Linked DNA regions of Homo sapiens: regions 1 and 2 are each linked to region 3. Evidence: chromatin contacts called from ENCODE Hi-C data. All regions are on one chromosome and are shown on one strand. The core of a region is the stretch at or near the end of the contact, and the rest is flanking DNA. Distances in the headings are between cores, read along the strand shown. Region 1 overlaps SNX29 (sorting nexin 29). Region 2 holds the start of CEP20 (centrosomal protein 20). Region 3 holds the start of ERCC4 (ERCC excision repair 4, endonuclease catalytic subunit).

What was found. Hi-C counts contacts between places; a loop is a spot of excess contacts on that map. Pooled maps may share reads with other maps.
Region 1: a loop to region 3 is called in a map of PC-9, with 9 times the contacts of the local background. The contact joins the enhancer-like site here to the promoter of ERCC4 in region 3. A Hi-C loop is called at or near these places in 1 of 168 maps with a recorded cell type or tissue (PC-9), 2 of 37 single-sample maps with no recorded cell type and 10 of 50 pooled maps.
Region 2: a loop to region 3 is called in a pooled map, with 5 times the contacts of the local background. The contact joins the promoter of CEP20 here to the promoter of ERCC4 in region 3. A Hi-C loop is called at or near these places in 4 of 50 pooled maps.

The regions. Positions count from the first base shown.
Region 1 is chr16:12,456,878-12,461,184 of GRCh38, forward strand. All of the region lies in intron 18 of SNX29 (sorting nexin 29), which reads left to right. Among named protein-coding and RNA genes, the nearest start is that of SNX29-AS2, 86 kb to the left of the region's middle. RefSeq lists an enhancer at 2,573-2,732. Within about 2 kb of position 2,639, at least 12 of the 41 ENCODE cell types and tissues checked have a DNase peak (open chromatin) inside an H3K27ac peak, as active enhancers do.
Region 2 is chr16:15,887,304-15,891,529 of GRCh38, forward strand. CEP20 (centrosomal protein 20) reads right to left here and starts at 1,300. Exons shown (of 5, transcript NM_144600.4): 1 at 1,255-1,300. The coding sequence starts at 1,282.
Region 3 is chr16:13,918,462-13,922,521 of GRCh38, forward strand. ERCC4 (ERCC excision repair 4, endonuclease catalytic subunit) reads left to right here and starts at 1,693. Exons shown (of 11, transcript NM_005236.3): 1 at 1,693-1,911; 2 at 3,570-3,750. The coding sequence starts at 1,705. All of the region lies in intron 1 of LOC105371093 (a long non-coding RNA gene), which reads right to left. LOC124903647 (a long non-coding RNA gene) reads right to left here and starts at 1,617. Exons shown (of 2, transcript XR_007065001.1): 1 at 1,218-1,617; 2 at 1,004-1,122. It also overlaps the pseudogene RPS26P52. RefSeq lists enhancers at 1,277-1,326, 1,537-1,896, 1,937-2,146.

The DNA.
Region 1 (4,307 bases), core at 1,389-3,888, 1.5 Mb before region 3:
CTGAACTCCCAGAAGGCCCGGGGCATTAGCATCTTGTCTGCCGATGGCCTCCAGAGAGAACACTGTGCATCTCAGGACCAAAGCAGTGTTTGAGTTGCATTGACAGAGTTGATTGTGATACTCGAGGCTTCCTTTGCCATAATGCCACCCTCTTCTAGTGGGCAGTAAGCTGTGATGTCAGACCAGACCCCTTTACCCTTTTCTTCTCCTTACTAAGTAGCAATACATTCAGGGCAGGTCAAGTCACATTGTGTGTTCATGTAGCATTTAAGGAGAGTTCAACCCCTTTCCAGAATTGCTAATAACAGTACAATAAACACCGGTCATGCTTTATGCATGTGTTATGTCACAACCCTCTTAGGTGGGTGCTAATACTATCCCCGCTCTATAGATGCTAAAACTGATGCTCAGAAAGGTAAGGTAGGTTGGCCAGGGTTGTCCAGCTGGCAGGTGGTGGAGTCGGGGGTTAATTGAGGCAGCAGTTCCCACAGCCTGCACTTTAACCTCTGTTCTCTGGAGTGGGGCCTCCCCACTCTTAGTGATTGGGAGGCATCTGTCTGTGTTTTGCAGAGATACGGCAGGTCTCAAGAATGGCCCACACTATACCTCAATGCCTTGTCTAGAGCCTGAGCTCTTTCTCTACTGCTTCAGGACAGGGTGGTCTGGAGGAAGAACACAGATTAGGTGGGGGAAAAGACAAAGGTTCAAATCACGTCTCCACCACTCACTCTGGGTCTTTGGGCAAGGCCCTGTTCACACCTCATTTACCCATCATAAAAAGACTTGGACCAGGCAAAATGGCACACGTTAGCCTCTGCCGTGGTGCTTTGCAAGCCTGCAAGATGGAAAAATGTTCATCCCAGCCCCATCTTGTATGTGAGGAAATTTTAAAACAAAATTGAATGCTATCTTACGGGCATTGTTATGAGAGAGAAATGAGTACATTGGGTAAATTAACTGTATTACGATGTTTGTGGTCTGCATACGGGTGCAATTTGATTGCGTGGGGAGACAAAAGAGGGTTCCTCGTGATGACTAATACATCTCTTTAAACATACATTAGAGAGAGGTGCAGAGAGTGTGCCTATCACATCTGAAATGTTCTATTGTTCTGTTTGTTTTTCATTACTCTGAAATGATTACTGCAAAAATTCCTAAATTGGATGCTTTTCAAAGAGGAAGATTAAAGACCATAAGCACAGTCTTGCAGCTGTGCAAAAAAGACTGTGCATCTGTAGATGGATGGAGAGCCTTAACAGCTTCACCTTGGGCTCTGCACTGCACGTGGAGAAACCTCAGGCCCATTGGGAAGTGGCAGCCACGTTCCATCTGTGAGCCCAGAGGGACCTTAGTTGGCATTTTGTAGCATATCTGCCCCGAGCTGACCACCATCTGCTTGGCATTATTTAAAACCTCTTAAATGCATTTCGGCGGGGGACAGGTCTCCATAACACTGGGACAGGGAGGCAGAAGTCTTCTGGAGAAACCAGACGGAAACCTTGCCTGGTTGCAGAGGAGGAAGAAGCATCAAACGCGAGCCCTATGCAGACACTGAGTGGTCTTGCTTCTGTGGCTGCCTGAGAAGTTGCAGCTCTTTGATTAAAGATCAGTAGTTATTTGAGGGTTTTGTATTTATTATGTACATTTTGTTGTTAGACAGCTATCACTGGTCCTGTTTCTAGAGGGAGAAAGGAAGTATTTATACTCTTGGTGTTGGCTGCAAGGTTGTCCCAGCCAACAATTCCCAGTCACGGCGAAGGATACAGGAAGGAGCTTTGAATTGTGTAGATGAGTTAGAAGGCCAGTTAAACCCAGAAAGGGCAATGCTGTGAGCACCAAGGAGGAGGTAGCCTTTGGAGTGTGTCGCAATCCACTCCCCTTCTCTTCCTGCACACGCCGCACACATGCGCAGAGGCAGGCTCTGGCCACAGCTCATTGGCCCAGAGTGAGCACTCACACAGGAGAAAACTACCCAGATACTGGCCCAATCAGATTCTCTGTTGGTCTCAGGTCTTTTCACTACAAGTGGCAAAATCTTACCTTGAGCTGGCTAAAACAAAACAATTTTTTGCCTTATATAAGTAAAACATTCTGTTGTAGCTTGATCTAGGGTCTCAGCTATTCTCCTTCCTCCTCCCTTTCTCCCTTCCTCCTCCTCCGCCCCCTCCTGCTGTCTTCTTCCCCCACCTCCTCCTCCCCGGTCCACTCCCCCCTCCTCCCACCGTTTCACTCTCCCCTCCTCCTCCCATTTCACTCCCCCCTCCTCCCCCTCTCCACTTCCCCTCCTCCCCTATCCTCCTACCCGCCTTTTCCCCCTTAGGTTCTGCGTCTCTGTACTGTGTTCTCTAGTAGGTTCCTCTCCTGTGGGGCTCACCAGCAGCTCTGAGCTTAGATCCTCACAGGCCAAGAAATGTGGCTATGAAACCCCTCAGCTCTCTCCCTGTCATACAGGCTCCTGATGGGCCTGGATGGGGTGGAACACCCTCACGGTGGTGCATGCAGGACTTTGATTTTCCCAGCCTTGATCTCATGCCTACTCTAGGGTCAGAGCTGGAGCGGGACCCATAGGGAGCCCAGAGACAGGCTGGGTGGAGAGTGGGTCCCTAAAGGAGAACTGAAGAAGAGGAAGTGGATGGCAGGCAGAGAAAGACAACCACTGTTCGCACGGAGGCTTCCTCCTGGACCATGCGGGATTATGCCTCAGAGCCTGGGTCAGTCTGCATGCACGTGGGGCTGGGTGGAGGGAGTGTCATATCTAGACCCTGAGCTCGGGAGGTGGAGAAAGCAAACTTGCAGGGAGGAAGCAGGATCCCTTGGGTGTGCAGAGGAGCAGAGCAGCATGGCCTCGCAGCTAACCTTGGACTTGGGTGGCTTTCTGGTCACTGGTCCTGCCCCTCAGGAGGCCCAGCAGTCTTTCCAGCTCTTGCTTTTTTTGAGATACCCTTGTACCCGTCCAGTAATACCCCATTTCCCCAAAGCCATAGTGAACTGGCCTTTCTTCCTGGTAATCAAAGAGTCTGTGACTAAGAAGATAGAAGGACCAGCGACACCATCGGCCTAGCTCACAGAGTTCCTCTCCAGAAGAGAAGTGCCTGGCTCCCAGTGTGGTTGGAAATATACCGAACAGAAGCATGGCTCAGCTTCCATGCAGCCAGAGAAGCTCCTGATTCTGTAAAGCATAGTTAGCTGTGGCAGGAGGGAGAGGGCCATTCAGGATCACATCAGAAGGTGACATGCTAGTGGCCGTCCTGGCTGAATCACGACCTCCCCAGCCCATTCCTTCTCACAAGAGCTGTTTTGCCGAATGAGACTTCATCACCCAACCACGGCTCGCAGCCAGACGCAGCCGAACAGGCCTAGTGCGGCTGAAACTTTCCTTCAGAGGGGGAAACCCTAAAACTGTCTGCTGGGCATAGTGATTTCTTTAGTATTTTCAGAGTTGAGTGCCTTGCTTGTTCAAATGCCAAGATTATTTTTAAGTCCATTATATTCTCACTGATTTCCTATTGTCAAGAACATTTTATTTGGAAAGGTCTTAGTGTAACCAAAGTAGAAAACTCCTTCTATATTTTTAGCTTGGTCTTCCCTCTTGTTACCTCCTCCTCCCCCTGGCCAGCTCCTCTTCATCCTTCAAGGCTTTGCTCAGCCATCACCTCCTCCAGGAAACTGCATTCCATGTCACCTCTCCTTCTGGCCTCCTGTGCATCCCTATGCCATAACACTTATTCCACTGGACTATAACTTTTTGGCTGGCTGGCTGCCTCACAAATGTGTGAACTCTTTTTTTTTTTTTTTTTTGAGACAGAGTCTAGCTCTGTTGCCTAGGCTGGAGTGCAGTGGTGCGATCTCAGCTCAATGCAACCTCCGCCTCCCGGGTTCAAGCAATTCTCCAGCCTCAACCTCCTGAGTAGCTGGGACTACTCAGGGTGCATGCCACCATGCCCGGCTAATTTTTGTACTTTTAGTAGAGAGAATTTCGCCATGTTGGCCAGGCTGGTCTCGAACGCCTGACCTCAGCCTTCCAAAGTGCTGGTATTACAGGCGTGAGCCACCGTACCCAGCCAAATGTGTGAACTTCTTTAGAACAGGCACATTGCTTTTGCTAATAATAGCCGACTTTTGTTAAATATTTAAATGTTAAGCAAAGTAGTTGATTTTCAAACACAGTCCTAGAAGTTAGATGCGATAATTGCCCACATTTTACATTAAGAAATTGAAGCATGTGTGGAGAGCTTTAGCAAATTACTGAAGGTCATACAACTAATGAGAATATGAAATCAAGATTCTATCTCAGGCAGCCTTAGTCT
Region 2 (4,226 bases), core at 50-2,549, 2.0 Mb after region 3:
GCATGCCTGTTCTGTTTTATGATTGTTCACCAGCCCTGTCCCCAAATACACACTTTTATACACGTCTCCTCCCTAAAATATCTAAGAATTACTAGTTTAAACCCTGGGTTCCCTGCAAAGTGGAACTGGTTTTATTTTTTGGACAGCAATCTTGCTCAGTGATTAAGACCTGGCGCTCCAGTGCGTCACAACTAGGTTCCCATGCTGTGTCTCTTTCCAGTGAAATCACTTTGAGCTATTTCACTTCTCAGTACCTCGTTTCCCAGTCTATGAAATGGGCATAGGGTTGTTACAATCAGGTAACACACAGGCTGAGTTGAGTAGTGCCTGACACATGAGGCTCAATGATAACTATTATTACTATTACTTGTCTGGACATTTGCTTCAAAGTAAACAGCGTACAAATGTCATTAATGACTCAAACATAACTAGCTTAGAGTATCTTTTCCTGAAAAGACAGGAGAATGGCCAGGCCAGCAAACTTTTTGCCTCTAGTTTCTTCTGATGAAAAAGGGGCCAGGCGCTCACACCTGTAATCCCAGCACTTTGAGGGGGCCAAGGCAGGAGGATAGCTTGAGACCAGGAGTTCGACAGTAAGACCCCGTGTCTACAAAAAATACAAAAATTAGCCGGGCGTAGTGAAGAGCCCCTGTATTCCCACCTGCTCTGGAAGCTGAGGTGGGAGGATAGCTGGAGTCCCGGAGTTCGAAGCTGCAGTGAGCTGTGATCGCGCTACTGCACTCCAGCCTGGGCGACAGAGAGACCCTCTCTTTAAAAAAAAAAAAAAAAAGCAAGGAGGGGAGGGCTACTTAACAGGTTGTTGTAAGGACCCAACGAGACAACCAAGCAAATTGTTTAGGGCAGTGCCTAACCCAATAGGGGTTGTGGGAATTGTAGTCATCAGCCCTGAGTGCCAAGCCTGGTCCAAGTCCTCCAGCCCCCGGCAGGGTCCAAGAAGATGAGCCAGGGGCCCAAGATGCAGGCCTGTAGGCCTCTTAGATGCCTGAAGATTACGCAACTCCTCCTTTAGCTCCAAACTGGCTTAAAACTCGCCAGTGGGCAACCTCTTCCCCATAAGAGCTCCCCGCGCACGGGCCAAGACAGCAGCCAGACGCTCCCCGCAGGCCCTCACACCGAAGAATGACGCCTGTAAAAGCCAACCCATGTGTTCCGCGCGCTCTCCTCCCATCCCATCCTTTCCACAAGATGAAGGCCCGACGCTTCCCATGTGGAGGCCTCCCTGCTCGCACTCACCAGCCTTCAACTCTGCCACAGTCGCCATTTTTCAACGGCCGCCAGGGCCGCACCGCGGCCCTGCGCACGCGCAGCTCCGCCCCACTCACCCTGCGGCGTGGTCTGTAGCCAATAGGCGCACAGCTCTCGCCCCGCCCACTTCCGCCCCTCTCAGTTTATGAGCTCTGCGGTTGAGTGGGTAGTGAATGTCGACCAGAGACTCCACCAATCAGCGAGCGCTCTCGGAAGGCCCAGTTGAGTGAGACGGCAGGGAGGGCGGGGACTGAGGCAGTGGAGAGCCCTGTGGGGTGCTGCTGGCACCTTAGTGCTTAACTTTAGCCAGCTGAGTTTTTCATTGTCTCTGCAGCCTCAAGTACCAACTGCTAGTAGTTACCACCTATTAACCCTGCGGTTCTCAAACTTGAGCATGAATCCTCATCACCTCCAAGACTTGTTTAAACGGATTGTTTGCTAGTCCTCCCCATAGAGTTTCTGATTCTGTAAATCTGGGGTGAGGCCCTAGGATTTGCATTTCTATCGAGTTCCCAGGTGGTACTGGTACTGCTGGTCGGTCTGGAGATCACACCTCGAGAACCACTGTATTAAGCACTTACTGTGACGCCTTAGCGCATTATTTCCTTATGATCACGCCGTTTTTACAATGAAGGAAACAGAGTCCTCCATCGCTGAAGAGACTTAACCAAGGTCACCAGCCTGTCCTCTTCCACTCGCACTTACACAGTGCATGTAAGGAGTCCAGGAGCTTTTTATGGAACTAACTAATGAAGGAATAAGCTCCAACATCCCATGGAAGTAAAGGAAAAGGAACAGGGGAATAATGTACCCTAAACTGAGTGTGAGGTTGCATGATTCCAGTTGTAATGCCGGTGAGATCCAAACACTTGGCTAAATAATAAACATCGATTAGACGTACACCTAAGAGTGGCCGGGCGCGGTGGCTCACGCCTGTAATCCCAGCACTTTGGGAGGCCGAGGCGGGCGGATCCCGAGGTCAGGAGATCGAGACCATCCTGGCTAACACGGTGAAACCCTGTCTCTACTAAAAATACAAAAAATTAGCCGGGCGTGCTGGCGGGCGCCTGTACTCCCAGCTACTCGGGAGGCTGAGGCAGGAGAATGGCGTGAACCCGGGAGGTGGAGCTTGCAGTGAGCCGAGATGGCACCACTGCACTCCAGCCTGGGCGACAGAGTGAGACTCCGTCTCAAAAAAAAAAAAAAAAAAGTACACCTAAGAGCTGCCAGGGCACGGTGGTTTACGCCTGGAATCCCAGCACTTTGGGAGACTGAGGTAAGGAGTTCGAGAACAGCCTGGCCAGCCTGGTGAAACCCCCTCTGTACTAAAAAAAAAGTACAAAAATTAGCCGGGCGTGGTAGCAGGAGCCTGTAATCCCAGCTACTTGGGAGGCTGAGGCACAAGAATCGCTTGAACCTGGGAGGCAGAGGTTGCAGTGAGATGAGATCGCGCTACTGCACTCCAACCTGGACGACAGAGCGAGACACCGCCTCAAAAAAAAAAAAAAAAAAAAACCACCTAAGAGCAAGGAAACCTCTTTCCGAGGAACTTCCAGCATACTTTTGGTTCCATGCCTATTGTTTTTAAAACTGATACATTGGCCAGGTGCGGTGGCTCATCCCTGTAATCCCAGCACTTTGGGAGGACGAGGAGGGAGGATTGCTTAAGCTCGGGAGTTTGAGATCAGCCTGGGCAATGCAAGACCCCATCTCTCCAAAATAAATACAAAAAATTAGCCGGGCATGGTGGTGCATGCCTGTAGTCCCAGTTACTCCAGAGGCCGAGGATAGAGGATTGCTTGAGCTCAGGAGTTCTAGACCAAGCTGGGCAACATGAGACGCATTTCTACAAAAAAAAAAAAAAATTAGCCAGATATGATGGTGCATGCCAGCTACTCGAGAGGCTGAGGAGAGAGGATCACTTGAGCCTGGACGGCTGATTGTACCACTGCACTCCACTCTGGGCGACAGAGTGAGTCCCTTTCTCAAAAAAAAAAAAAAAAAAAAAAAAAAAAGAAAAGAAAAAGAGAGAAAGAAAAATTGATATATCACAATTATGGGGAGGGACGTGATATTTTGATACACATATACAATGTGTAATTATCAAGTCAAGGCAATTGGGATAAACATCACCTCAAACATTCTTTGTGTTGGAAGCATTACAAGTATTCTAGCTATTTTGAAATATACAATCAATAATTGTTAACTATTTTTTTTAAAGGGAGGGGGAACAGCCTGGGCAGCATAGGGAGAACCTGTCTTTAAAAACGAGCAAACAAGGCCGGGTGCGGTGGTTCACGCTTGTAATCCCAGCACTTTGGGAGGCCTGAGGCAGGCAGATCACAAGGTCAGGAATTCGAGACCAGCCTGGCCAACACAGTGAAACCCCATCTCTACTAAAAATACAAAAATTAGCCGGGCGTGGTGGCAGAGGCCTGTAATCCCAGCTATTCGGGAGGCTGAGGCAGGAAAATTGCTTGAACCCAGGAGGCAGAGGTTGCAGTGAGCCAGGGGTGCAGAGGTTGCACTCCAGCCTGGGGAACAGAGTAAGACTCCGACTCAAAACAAAACAAAACAAAACAAAAGAGCAAACAGCCAGGCACGGTGGCTCACGCTTGTAATCCCAGCACTTTGGGAGGCCGAGGAGGGCAGATCACCTGAGGTCAGGAGTTTGAGACCAGCCTGGCCGACATGGTGAAACCCCATTTCTACCAAAAATACAAAAATTAGCTGGGCATGGTGGCAGGCATCTGTAATCCCAGCTACTCGGGAGGCTGAGGCAGGAGAATCGTTTGAACCTGGGAGGTGGAGGTTGCAGTGAGCCGAGATCACGCCGCTGTGCTCCAGCCTGGGCGACAAGAGTGAAACTCCGTGTCAAAAAAAACCAAAACGAACAAACAAACAAAAAAACCGAGCAAACAAAACAAAAAATTAGCCTGGCATGTGTCCCTGTAGTCCGA
Region 3 (4,060 bases), core at 443-2,942:
TATTCTGCCTACCACCGCTTGGGAGTCAGGTTTGAATTTCAGCTTTGTCATTTCAATCTTCATTTCCTAAATATGTGTTGAGTACCCCCATATCACGTCCTGAAATAGATCTAAGAAATACACTAACTAGCTCCCGTGGCCTTGCCCAAGTTATATAACCTCCCTGCACCTCCATTTTTCTCACTGGCAGAACTGACGAGATTAATATCTGCCTCAGAGGAAACGCTGTATGTAAAGTGTCTGCCGGCAACCCTTTCCACTTAAACAGCATTCAGGAATTATATGCTATTTTCATCTTGACAAAATGTAAGCAAAATACCAGATTAAGCAGTAAAGAGGTAGAGGAACAGATCCTCTTGGAAACGGCTAGTGTGAATGTGAATTGGTATAGGCTTTCTAGAGGGCAATGTGGCAATGTGAATGGAATGAAAAGCCTTACAAATTTTTTTCTCTTTATCCCAGTGATTATTCATTTCTAGACGTGTATCTGAAGGCCACGGCTGAATTTACATACAAAGATGTTTAGTGAAATATTATTTATATTACTGGAAGGGAAAAAGCAGAAACAGACTAAATGTCCTCTAATAAGCAATTAGGTAAGTACACCCACATAATGGAAATCTCATCAGCCATATAAAAGGACTTTGTAAAAGAATATGAAACATCATGTTCAGAGGTTTGCCAAATGTTAATGACAAAGCTGGGGATTTAAATCAGGGATATTAATTATCTCGTGTCGGTAAAAGAACTCCGTGTGATGAGAGAATGTGTATATAGATAGAAAAAAAAGGACTAAATAAAATAGATTTCGTGATGTTAACAGTGGTTATTTCCAAGTAATGGAAACAAGTGATTTTCATTTTTGTTTACTTGTATTTTCTATTTTCTAATAACAAAGGTGGGGGGTTTCTATACAAAACAATTCCTCTACTAGTTCAACTATCAGGCATTTCTAGGTATAGAACAAACACTGCGGGAGGTGTCCCTCTAGTGGAAGGAGGGATTTTTAAAAATAGTTTATTGTATTGAAGTCTTTGGGAGGCAAACAGAGGTCTGAAGTCAGTAAATGATTCTGCTTATTCCACAGCCACTGCACTCCAGCCTGGGCAACATATCAACATCCTGTCTCGGGAAAGAAAAAAAAAATTAAAAGAAGGATGGGGAGTAATCGCAAAAGGAAGGGCCAAAAACCACCCTAGGAAACAGGTGCTACTAACTCTTGGCGCATTTGGAATATTGACCAGTAACTTTTTCAACTGTCGATGTCGGGGGATTAAGCTCCTTAGGCTTACTTCCCCTTCCCTTGCTTTTTGGCAGCTTGAGGCTAGGGTGCCAGGGGATGTGGAAACTCAAAAGAGACGTGAATGGAGCCTGATATCTGCAAGCTACACCGACAGGGGGCGCCAGCCCCTACAGGTGACTCCATGAATCTTCGGCTCCACTCGGCTCTTCTTCGGCTGAGTTCGGCCAACGCTTGCCTTCTCAGGCTCGGCTCTCTTCGGCTTTCTGAGAGCGCGCCTGTCGTGGCCTCGGCTCCTCTTCGGCTGCGTTCGGCCCACGATCATCTCAGTCTCAGCTCTCCTCGGCTACGTTCGGCTGGCTGCCGTCCTCTCGGACTCGGCTCTCTTCGGTTGAGTTCGGCCTACTCTCCACTAGGAGTCGGCTTCCTTCGGCTGCGTTCGGCTGCGACCCGGAAGAGCTTCCATGGAGTCAGGGCAGCCGGCTCGACGGATTGCCATGGCGCCGCTGCTGGAGTACGAGCGACAGCTGGTGCTGGAACTGCTCGACACTGACGGGCTAGTAGTGTGCGCCCGCGGGCTCGGCGCGGACCGGCTCCTCTACCACTTTCTCCAGCTGCACTGCCACCCAGCCTGCCTGGTGCTGGTGCTCAACACGCAGCCGGCCGAGGAGGTGCGGCCGCGCTGGCGCGGGAGTGAGGGGACTCCGAGAGTGTTGAGGGCCTCCTGAGCGGATGCGAGGCCTCTGACAGGGATGGAGGGGCTCTGAGGGGGATTCAGGCCCCTGACACTACGCGATGACACAGAGAAGGATGGCAGGGGTCCCCAGGGGGATGCAGGTCCCTCACACTGCGGGAACACAGACGTATGTAAGGGGTCGCTAGGAGGATACCGGTCGCTCACACCGTGCGGGGACACTGATAAGAATTGGAGGGGCCCCGAGAAGGCTGCAGGTCCCTGGCAGGAGTTGAAGAACACTAAGAGGAATGCCAGTCCCTGACACTGTGCGGGGACTCTGAGAGGGAAGGGAGGGGTCCCAAGAAGGATGCAAGTCTTTGACCAGAGTTCAAGAACACTAAGAGAAATGGGAGGGGTCCCCAGGGGATGCGGGTCCCTGACACTGTGCAGGCACAGTGAGAATGATGGAAGGGGTCCCGAGAAGGATGCAATTCCCTGACAACACTAAGAGGGATGGGAGGGGTCCCCAGAAGGATGCAGGTCCCTGACATGGGTGCAAGGGCACTGAAAGGTGAAGGGGCTCTGAGTGGTAGGAGAGGATCGGAGGTCGCTGCAGGGGAGGGGGAGATGTCGGAAGGAGGATCTGGATAGGAATAACGGGAGAGTCCTGAAGTTGGCCATTAAGGGAGTTTCTGGGGGCAGAAGGAAGGTCCCTGAAAGGGAACAGTGATGAGGATGGAAGATCTCTGAGGGTGATGGGGAGACATGAAAGGAGATGCTGAGGCGCTGGAAAAACCCCAATAGGGAAAAGGAGGGACCAGGAAATAGGACATTCACCAAGGCTGTGTTAAGAGGGCCATAGGGTCAGAAAGGGATTGGAGCTTGACGCTGAGGATGTTGGCAAAGGTTAACTACAGTTAAGGACAATGGAGAACACTGAGAAAGATGGAATGGGGCTACACATGGGTCTGAGGGGTGTTGAGAGGGGACACAGCTTGGTCGGACAAGTCTGATGATCCCCTAGATATATCAGGTGGCCGGGAGAAAAATGTCAGCTGAGAAGAGTGACCACAGTCTCTTTGAGGGCAGGGATCCTGTTTGATTCATCTAGGTATCCCCAGTGCTTGGCATAGGGCCTAAGGCAACACACAGGGCCTAGTAAAGATGGTTTTAAACTGGGGATATAAATAAACCAAGCCAAGGGACCCAGTGACATGAAGTCCCTCTAGGATAGATTAGCACAGAACTGATAGTCTAAAACATTGTCTGGGGAAAGGATTCCCTTGTTATCATCTCATAGAATGTGCTTGGCTACAAACCTGGCTTTGGTGGGAAGTATTTTCTAGGTAGCAGAAATCTTTTAATCCAGGCTTTTAAAAGTTTGAGGTTTTGTATGTGTGTGCATATGTTATTGTAGTTGAGTGCTGATAATGACTGAAGTGCAATTATTCCTTAGTGTAAACCCCAAAACAAGAAAACCTCATTAAATGTAGACTGGTTGGCTGAAGTTACTATAAAGAAGTAACTTAGTGTGTATATTCATTATTAAGTTCATTATCTCAGAGAAAGACAGCACATTATTTTAAATATCTGTGACCTATTAAAAACTGCCCTGTATTAAATAGCCTACTAATCAAGTTTGATTTGATTTAGGAGTATTTTATCAATCAGCTGAAGATAGAAGGAGTTGAACACCTCCCTCGCCGTGTAACAAATGAAATCACAAGCAACAGTCGCTATGAAGTTTACACACAAGGTGGTGTTATATTTGCGACAAGTAGGATACTTGTGGTTGACTTCTTGACTGATAGAATACCTTCAGATTTAATTACTGGTAAGAATTTGAAATCTTATTATTAGTATGTAAATTTGTACTTTTTTTTTTTTAAGTACAATTTCCATTTTATTTTTCTCCAGAGAATAGTCTGTCTTCAGTCTTGAAGGACTCAGCTCCCTACATCACCTTTGGTAGGGGTCGTGGGGCAGCACCCACAGGTCTAAATCTGGGTGGGGGTGTTCGGTCCTTGCAGGCTTCACAAGATCGATTCCTGACTACTTTGTTGTGAATTGCACAACTCACACAGTAATTTAGCTTCACATACATCTTGGGAAGCACATAGGCGTCGAAGATGCTCGCTTCAGAA